Linked DNA regions of Homo sapiens: region 2 is linked to region 1. Evidence: chromatin contacts called from ENCODE Hi-C or POLR2A ChIA-PET data. All regions are on one chromosome and are shown on one strand. The core of a region is the stretch at or near the end of the contact, and the rest is flanking DNA. Distances in the headings are between cores, read along the strand shown.

Region 1 (5,232 bases), core at 1,404-3,903:
CTTGCTGGGCGCGGTGGCTCACGCCTGTAATCCCAGCGCTTTGGGAGGCCGAGGCGGGTAGATCACCTGAGGTCAGGAATTTGAGACTAGCCTGGTCAACATGGCGAAACCCCATCTCTACTAAAATAATACAAAAAATTAGCTGGGCGTGGTGGTGGGTGCCTGCAATCCCAGCTACTTGGGAGGCTGAGGCAGGAGAATCACTTGAACCCAGGAGGCAGAGGTTGCAGTGAGCCGAGATCGCGCCACTGCACTCCAACCTGGGAAACAAGAGTGAAACTCTGTCTCAAAAAAATAAAAAAGAAAAGAAAGAAAACTTGACATTTGAATAATTTCTGCAGCACCACAGTACTTCTCAAACCATAATTCTGGTGTCATTCATTCTAAACTTCTCCTTCCACTCACTGATTGTGGACTAGTCCCATAGGGACCTCGTCTTCACAGCTGTCATTACCTTAGTTTAGACCAGGGGTTGGCAAACCATGGCCCACAGGCCAAATCCAGACTTCACCTATTTTCGTAAATGAAGTTTTATTGGAATGCACACACACCCATTTGTTTACATATAATATATGGCTTCTTTCATTCTAAAATGACAGAGTTGAGTAGTGGCAACAGAGACCCCACCGTTTGCAAATCATAACATATTTACTATTTTGCCCCCTTCAGAAAGCTTTCCAAATCCTGGTGCCTGGCGTATTCCAATAGTCTTCTTCCCAGTCTTCCTGGTTACATTTCTCCCTGAACCCATCCTCCCCATCCCTAAAATTTCCCCCAAATGTGAACTCAGTCATACCAGTTTGCTCCTTATGTTTCATTGGCCCTTGCTGCTAAGAGCATCCGCTTGCACCTTCTGCTCATCCCCAGACAAGCTTTGTCCTGTGACCATAATGAACTCTTCATGCCGTTTCCAACTTTAGCCCATGTTATTCTTCTTGTCTGAATATCCACCCTTTTCTCTGTTCTCAATAATAAGTTCAGGCTTTTCGTCTTCTGAGAAGCCCTTTCTGACTTCCACAGGCTGAACCACTGGCTTCTGCTCCTCTACATAATACTTCAATTCCAGCATTGATCTCACTCTATCATGATCATGGGTTTAGCTGTCTGTCCCTGCCACTGCTGTGTGTTCCTCTTGAGGGCAGGAACATTTGTTTTTCACTTTTTAAAAAACCTCTGTTGCCCAGTCTGGCATTAGGAAGTGCCCATTAGGTTGTTATTGCTTGTTGGCGCTTGAGCTGGGGCTTGAAGGTTTCTATAATGTGTAGCAGTGTATAGAAAACAGGCAGGTCAGAAAAGGCTTCTGTGCATCACACCAACATGGCACATGTATACATATGTAACAAATCTGCATGTTGTGCACATGTACCCTAAAACTTAAAGTATAATAATAATAAAATTTTAAAAAAAAAAAGAAGAGGCTTCCTGGAGGAGATGACAGCTGAGCTAAGTCCTGGAGGATGAGAAGGAGTATAAAATAAGATAATAGGAGAAAAAAGGCAGTAGGAACAGCATGGGTAAAGGTGATGAGGCCTGAAAGAGGCACGTGGAAGGAAAGACAAATGCAGGAAGGGGGAATGGGAGGGAATGCTGGGGTACAGGCCAAAGAGGGAGGCATTTGGTGAGTATTCTGCAGAGTCTCCTCTGCTGTGCTGAGGTGTGGACAATGGGAAACCATGGACGGACTGGAGTAGGCAAATGTCATATTCCCTGTTACAACTGTCTGTTTGCATGTCAGCCTTCTAGAAGCCCCTTAAGGTATCAACTATGTTTTTGTTTTGTCATCATTCAATCCTAAGTGCACAGAATTCCGGGCATATTACAGGTTCCCCATGAATGTTTCTTTCTTTATTAAAATGTATGAAAACTCTCCAGATTTAAGGAAGGTCCTCAATGTTTCAAATTCTTTTTGTTAGATCATTGGTCCTGTCTACAGCTGTCACAAATTTAAGGACTCTGGTTATATTTAATCTTCACTTTTGAATTTTCTGCTTGAAAAATTTGTATTAGAAAAAAAAGTCTATCCTTTTATGGACGGCTCTAATCTCTTGAATCATTTGGGTTGGCTTTTCTTTGGACCTTCTTCAACTCTGTTTTGTCTCTGTTGAGTTAAGGCTTTTAAGAACACCTGAATTCTTTCCTTCTGCAAAACCAGAGGCAGCTTCTTTTCCGCCTATTTTCAGTTTATTTCTTGTGATTTTAGTTTTTTTCTCTTAACCAAATGCTAAATGGATTTAGGAGAAATAAACTTATTTGTAAAGCTGTCAAGGGACCATTAGAAGGATGGTGCTTCACAGATAGAATACAGTTTTTATTAATGATGCCTAGACAAATCCTGCCATTAGCCCAAGGGCTCAGAAAGTTAGCAGCCTAGTAGTTTTGGAGTTGTCAATGAAATGAATTGGACTGGATGGTTAAGGATGCCCAGAAGATTGAATAAAATTGGGATTTAGGAGGACCCTTGTACTCCAGGAAATTCTCCAAGTCTCCACTTAGTTATCCAGATCCTCAAAGTGAACATGAAGCTTCAGTTTCAAATTGAATACATTTTCCATCCATGGATTGGCTTGTTTTGTTCAGTTGAGTGCTTGAGGTTGTCTTTTCGACGTAACAGCTAAACCCACGGCTTCCTTTCTCGTAAAACCAAAACAAAAAGGCTTTCTATTCAAGTGCCTTCTGTGTGTGCACATGTGTAATACATATCTGGGATCAAAGCTATCTATATAAAGTCCTTGATTCTGTGTGGGTTCAAACACATTTCAAAGCTTCAGGATCCTGAAAGGTTTTGCTCTACTTCCTGAAGACCTGAACACCGCTCCCATAAAGCCATGGCTTGCCTTGGATTTCAGCGGCACAAGGCTCAGCTGAACCTGGCTACCAGGACCTGGCCCTGCACTCTCCTGTTTTTTCTTCTCTTCATCCCTGTCTTCTGCAAAGGTGAGTGAGACTTTTGGAGCATGAAGATGGAGGAGGTGTTTCTCCTACCTGGGTTTCATTTGTTTCAGCAGTCAAAGGCAGTGATTTATAGCAAAGCCAGAAGTTAAAGGTAAAACTCCAATCTGGCTTGGCTGGCTCTGTATTCCAGGGCCAGCAGGGAGCAGTTGGGCGGCAGCAAATAAGGCAAAGAGATAGCTCAGAACAGAGCGCCAGGTATTTAGTAGGGGCTTCATGAATGCATGTGAGTTGGTTTAGTAGAGAGACACAGGCAATTTCAGACCCTTCTATGAGACTGGAAGTGATTTAAGAGGGAAAGGATAGCCATAGTCCTGAATACATTTGAGCTGGGTTTCAGGATGAGCTCACAAGTTCCTTTAAAAAAAATTGACTTAAGCAAATCCTGGGAAGAGTTTTTTTGCTATACAATTCAAGGTTTTAAGGTCCTCGGATTCATATACTTTATAAATGAATTAGCCAGCTTGTTTAAAATGTAGGGAAATTGTGGGAAGAATGCCTTCTTTACTTAATTCAAGGTTTTAAGGTTCTCTTAATCAATTCTACTAGCTAATTAGCCAATTATTTAAAAATAAAAGTTTGAAATTGCCAAAAAAAAAAGACAAGGAAAAGGAAAGAAAGAAAGCCACCAGTCTGTTTGGCATACAATACTTAATTGTTGCCTGACCTACGTGTGGGTTTCAGATGCAGATCCTCAGTTTTCAGCTCTTCAGAGACTGACACCAGGTTTGTTACACGGCTTAAAATGATGAGTATATCCATTGAATCTCAACCTTATCTCTCTCTAGACCTTCTTGGTTAAGAAACCATGTAGTTTGTATGAAGTAGGTACTCAAAAGATATTTGATGATTTAATTTTTACTGGAGAAGAAATATTCATATATGTTTTCTTATTTTTACATGTTTTAAATATGTAAAGATTAAATAAACACTCTTAGAAGTATTTAAATTTCCTAAAGTAAATTTATCTCAACCAGTAACAGGACCCTCCCAATACTGGAAAGTTGAGTGTGACCGCATTTAGTGGTGATGAGTGTGAGCTTGCTTGGGGAGAGGGCAGGACATTTAGGATTTCTTAAGCTTAGAGTCAATACAATAAAGATTATTGAGTGCTCACTTGGGTGGGCTATAATCACTGCTCACAGGAGTTCATGAACCACAAGTAAAAGAGTGAGGAGATATGATTAGCTCACAAATAACTTTAATACAGAGCAGAAAGTAATGAACTACTGCAATGGAGTTATCACAGTGCTAAGGATGCTCAGAGGGCATCTCTGATAGGCAGAGGTGAGGGTTAGGGAAGGAAGCTGTAGTCTAGCTAGCTAGAGCTGCTGGAATAGACATGACAATGGCTGCTGCCAAACTGTTTTCTCTTCTGAGGACAGATGTCCCGTGCAAGTGGCTTGGTGGAAGGGACTAGTGTCTCTAATATAGGGTGATTTATAAGCAGGAAAGTGTGTCCTAGAAATTCAGACCAGAGTGATAGATTGGAATTGGATCATGGGGGACTCATTGAATGTTATTTATTGTATTTGTTTTTGCGATCAGTGTTAGTAAAGTGTCAAAGGGATTGAGCAGATGAGTGACATCATGCAACACAAGTTTTGAGTTTCACTTGTCAGACTGACTGGAGAGGGGCCTGGTTAGTTACAGGAAGGTAATTTGGCATGCAGCCACTATTTTTGAGTTGATGCAAGCCTCTCTGTATGGAGAGCTGGTCTCCTTTATCCTGTGGGAAAAGAGAACAAAGGAGCATGGGAGTGTTCAAGGGAAGGAGAAATAAAGGGCAGAGAGGCAGCGGTGGTGTCAGGGGAAGCCCACAGGAGTTAACAGCAGGGTTGCCTCAACCTAGAGAGGAAGCGACCTGGTGCCCTCGGCTCTGTGGCTTCCTTCATCTAACAACATCTTCCACTCTACAACAATGCCAGGGAAGGCGGAGGCTGGTACAGTGCATCAAGACACAGCTACTCCTGGGTGACAGAGGTTCAGGGCCAGCTCACTAAGTAGGCAGAAGTTTTTGACATATACTTTGAGAGATAAAGCAAGATTCTGTACCTCAACCTTCAGAATTTCCCCTACCACTCATTATAGTTCCGGAGCTATATAGCTCCTATCATTCTATCATAACCTTAGAATACCAGAGAACATATCATCTCATCTAATTATCTCTTACTATATGTGAAAAAAATGAAGGACATGGGGGAAGTGTGACTTGCCCCAAATCACATATTTCATGGTAGAGCCAGGTCTTCTGTTTGTCATATCAGTGTTCTTCCTGCCACA
Region 2 (4,942 bases), core at 2,028-4,527, 240 kb after region 1:
AGTTAAAATAAATAATTTTAATTTCTTATAGATTTAATCAGAGACTGGGTCTCGCTATGTTGCCCAGCTGTTCTCGAACTCCTGGCCTCAAGTGATCCTCTCATCTCAGCCTCCCAAAGTCCTGTCATTACAGAGACGAGCCACCGTACCTGGCTATTACTTAAATAGTAAATTCATTTGGCATTGCCATTTGGTGCTGATGACCCTCTTCAGAGTCTCCCCAGTATCTGCCAAGTTTCCAGACAAAGTCACAATCACAAGGGCATACTCTGAAGAGGCTGTTTATTCGGTACAGATCTTGTGTATTTTTAATCACAACAATTTTCCTTTTATAAAGAAATCTCATTTGACCTCTAAATAGGCCATCATACATTTTATATTTTCTCTGAATTTCTTCTTGGGTTGGGATCCGAATAGTTTTCATCAAGGGTGGATTGCAGTCTTCCTAGGTACATCTTTTTTTTTTTTTTTTTTTTTTTTCAGAAGAGGGTTTACTAATTTTATCAGGTTCTTAAAGAGGTCTGGGAACAAAATAAGGTTTAGGATTATTGGTTTTCCAGTCTCTAATTCTTACCTGTTACCTCTAAGTCCACTCACTATCTTGATCCTTAACTGCTTCCCCTCTTGGAAGCATCTTTGGTCCTTATAGGTTAGTACAGGTTTTTTTCTAGATTTCTGATCACCACCAATCAGAAAATATTTATAAATTATATGCTGAAAGATCTGCAGAATCTTGCAAGCTTTAAAGACTATAGAATGAAATACTCAAATGCTGTATTCTTTTCTCATGTCTGATGAAGATACCTGTGCCATGTATTTTTTAAAATCAAAGTTAAGCCTGCGCAGTTGGGTTCAGTTTAGCTACATGAATTGTTCTAACCCTCATGTTGAAGTCAAATGGTTTCTTCAATGCATTTTTTTTCTGATAAAGAATAAAATAGTGTATATTTTGTAATACCTAGAAAAGAAGTTTTAAAATGTTCTCAACACAAAGAAATGATAAAAATTTAAGGTTTAGATATCCTAAATGCCCTGATTTGATCATTACACATTGTATACATGTATGAAAGTATCACATGTACACCAAAAATATGTACAATTATTATTTATCAATTAAAAATATTTTTTAAGAAGGCAATGAGGTCTTCTTATTTTTCCTTGTAGCCTCAGTATTGACTATGACCACTGAGAAAGCCAAAATCCCCACTCATTCACGGAATGTGGGGGTGGGACCAACCCCCCGAGAATTTCCCTAATCTTCCTCCAGGTGTCAGCACAGGCCCACTCATCTTCCCTCCCACCCCACCCCCTCCTGTCCATTCATAAAGTGGAGGGTGATTTGTGGTCTGCCTCACTGTGATTGTAGAGGAAAACAGCCATCTTTGCTTGTCTCTGCACTAGATTTGTTTTTCTAATTTCTTTTTACTTGAAGGTTTACCAGCTGCTTTATTACCAGAGCGAGGCTTCCTTGCAGTCTCTTTTCTTTTTCCTCTCCCCCTCTGTTCCCCTCCTTTTTGTTCCTAGAGACAATCAGTGTCTCTGGTCCCAGCTGCCACTGCTGATTTTTCATTACAGTTTAATTTAAAACTGGGATTGGAATGGAAATGTCTTTTTGCCATTTGGGGTTTGTGAGGCCTGTGGTTTTATTGCCAAAGGCACAAATGTTAGTTACTACTGTTTTTCCAGAGTTTGCTGGGGAGGGTGAAGGGGTATAGGAGAGTAGGAGGGAAGAAAGACAGACTGACCTAGTGGAAGTGGGAGGGAAACTGGAGGGGGAAATCCCTCTTTCGGAAGGCAACTTTATTCTGCGAATTGTTTTGTTTGATGTTTTGAAGAATACGAGTTGGGTCACGAGGAGGGAGAAATGGCGTAGGATCTCCCCAAATGTGTATTTATGTAGGCTAAATATTTGTCAGCCCTGGAAATGAGATGGCTGAGGGAGGGACGATCACACAGACACAATTTGGAACTAGCACCAATGTAGAGAAAATGGTTTTCTTTTTAAGTAATAGTAACGTCTGTGGCTGATTCACTTGACCACAGCCGTAAATGGGAATACCCAAGGAAGGACTAAACGGTATCTAACCTCAGAGGAAACAAGCTCTACATGTTTCTATGCTCTCACCTAAAAGGAGACATCAGGCATCTATCTGCACTAGCTTCTGTGTTCTCTCTCCTTTTATATTTCTTGGACTCAAGTCCTAGGATTTATTTACAAGCCTCCCTCCAGTCGTATCCCAGTCCAGCTACACAATTAATGTTTCCTATAATCTCTTAGAAGGTTCTTAGTGAATGATTGTTTTGATCAGATTAAAACTAAACAGTCTGCTAAAATTGATGATGTTTTTACCTATCTAAGTGTAAAATTAAGAAGGAAGGACATTCTTATTTGAAAGTAATCATGCAGCAGGCGGTGGAGAGAAGCTGAGGCATTTGCACACCTTGATTTCAATATTTAGCACTGACATTGGAGGCAGTTGTTTCCTGGTTGGGGAGGAATCTACAGAAACCGGAATGTCTTATCTGTCTTGCTAAAAACAATTACTGTCTCTCCTCCCAGCAAGAATCCCGCTCCTCCTGGATACACCAGTTTTGGATGTCAAACCGAATGCTCCATTATCTCTACAGATCGCGCTGACTCTTCACACTGTGGAACATTTCAACCTCCTCTCCAACTGGCCTCAGGCGGCTGTCGGACTGGTGAACTTGTCTGGGGTAAACACATCTCCCTGTCACAGAGCAGCCCAAAGACTCAGCGTGCTTTGCGGGTGCTTAAGGCCTTGTGCTGCCAGTCTGCACATTTTGTGTGCTCTTGGTTAATCGGGACATTTTATCCAAAAGCACATTTCGGCCAGGCTTCCTCTCCTGCAGACTCACCCCCATCCACTCCTTCCCCACCTGTCTAGGGTGTTCTGTTTCCCTGCTGCAGGGCGGAGGGCAGCGGTCCAGGAGCCCCACAATCATCCCCAGTTTCCAAAACTGTTGTGGTTGCCTTTGCAGTTCACACGGACATTCTAGTGGTTGGAATTTGCTCACAGAAGACATTCTACTAATAACAGGGGAGATAGTTCTCATTTGTCTAGTTCAGAGTTCATAGCACACAAAGGGGGAAAGAAAATAATAATAATGGAAACCGTTTTAACCCCACCAGCTGCCCCGCCTCCATCACAACAACAGAAACAAGAACAACAACGACAACTCCCTCACCCTGTGCCCTGTGTGGTTAACTCCAACACAACCACAGCCCCCGTGCCGGAAGCTGTGTGTGGCTGAACGTCCCGATGTGATACTGAAATATGTGTAGAGGAAATGCCTCTTCTGACCCCTCAGTGAAGCTTGAAACTTGAAGGAGCTGATTGACATTTGAAGAAAGCAGCTATTTTTGTGTGTGTGCAATTTTCCCGGATGAAGAAAATTGTCCAGCTCTCCCTCTCCGTTGCTCAGCCCTCCCCCAGAGGCTACATCTCATACCAAGCAGTGGGCTCTAAGGGCAGGTCTGCTTGTGCTGTGAGGACACAGGTGACGTCTTTAAGGACCTTCTTTCCTGCTCCAGTATACCACATGTTGTGGTCAGCTCCCTGTAAGGCAGATATTGCAGCCACCTTTTCTTTCCAGGTTTACCAAAATAAATGCAGGGGGAACTATGGATGGAGCATTTTTTGCCCTGTTTGACAGGAAAGTGGCTGTTTGATCTTCCTTTGTGCTATAGGAATCTTCAGAAATCTCTTGGAAAATCTCATAAACCTATGTTAGTGGCCACATATGGGATCCATTAACTCCTCATTTCTGCTTGTTCTTAGCAAATTTTTGTCTGGTGACAACATAAAAACTTTGGATTGTTTTTGTTTTGCTTCACACCAGAGAGAACTCTGTTGACTGGCTTTAGTTTTGAGAAAATATTCAGCAAAAAGCAGACCGGGTTTGGAGTGAAATAACTAATTCTAAGTAAAGCTTGGTGGAACATTTGGTTCATGAGGAAGTAGGGGGACATTTTTCTTCTTTGGGTTTCAGGGGGATTCCAGAGTTGCCAGTGTTCTGGGAAGACGTCTCCTTTTCTGATGAAATTGAATAAGAAATCCGGGCTTTCTTCCTATCTCCAACTATGTGTATGGTGTGATTTTGGAATAGTGGAGTGGTCTCTCTTAGTTTCTCAATGTTTGTTTTCTAAATAGAGGACAAAGCAGCAACATACTCTTTTGCAAGACACGCCAATATCCTTAGATAAAAAGGTGTTAAATAATGACATCATACCAGTATTTGGAACTAAAATTACTCGTGTATGACAAAAACCAGATTGGAGGATGTTAACTCAAAGTAGACAGAGAGAAATTTAGAAGAAAATTGGCTTTTATTTTTCTGTTTTAAGTAATTAATAAATGAAACACAACAATCTGCGCTTTCACCCACAGGCAGCATCAGGGGACATCAAACATTGCCTTTGAAGTGGGCCCCCAGTAGGGAGGACCCCACTGTTCAGGCTACTTTATAGTGGTAATATACTGTCTGGAAAAAACAGATGCCAAGAAATTGTGCAGATTGTATCTCTGAGCATCTGAAACCCTAAAACTTCAGGGGGCCAAGGAAGGTCCCAGCCCTTTGATTTTTTTTCTCTTAAAAAAAAAAATTGGCCTAAAGTATTAAATTGAAACAGGCACTTCATTTCTTTCCTTCATTTCTCCCTTCACCTCAGGAGACCTACGTTAAATTCCACTTAGATCACAGCTAGATGTGGGTTTGATGGTCTCAAGCCACCTTTTAACTGTACGTTCATCCCATAAATAGAAGACGAATAAAGATGTCAAACTTCATCCATATGATATTCTGACACACGTGGCTCTCTCTGTTAAAGAGGAGCTCAGATGAAGATGGGCTACAATGGATTCTACAGAGCAGAGAACTGCAACAAACCACAGTGAATTTGCACACATAAACAAGAGCAGTG

Evidence for each region. Hi-C counts contacts between places; a loop is a spot of excess contacts on that map. ChIA-PET counts read pairs that join two places held with the same protein, here RNA polymerase II (POLR2A). Pooled maps may share reads with other maps.
Region 2: a loop to region 1 is called in a map of naive thymus-derived CD4-positive, alpha-beta T cell, with 4 times the contacts of the local background. The contact joins the enhancer-like site here to the promoter of CTLA4 in region 1. A Hi-C loop is called at or near these places in 1 of 168 maps with a recorded cell type or tissue (naive thymus-derived CD4-positive, alpha-beta T cell), 2 of 37 single-sample maps with no recorded cell type and 10 of 50 pooled maps. POLR2A ChIA-PET finds 5 or more read pairs at or near these places in 1 of 52 experiments (activated T-cell).

Annotation. Positions count from the first base shown.
Region 1 is chr2:203,865,118-203,870,349 of GRCh38, forward strand. CTLA4 (cytotoxic T-lymphocyte associated protein 4) reads left to right here and starts at 2,654. Exons shown (of 4, transcript NM_005214.5): 1 at 2,654-2,934. The coding sequence starts at 2,826.
Region 2 is chr2:204,107,179-204,112,120 of GRCh38, forward strand. No RefSeq gene overlaps it. Among named protein-coding and RNA genes, the nearest start is that of ICOS, 170 kb to the left of the region's middle. Within about 2 kb of position 3,278, at least 13 of the 41 ENCODE cell types and tissues checked have a DNase peak (open chromatin) inside an H3K27ac peak, as active enhancers do.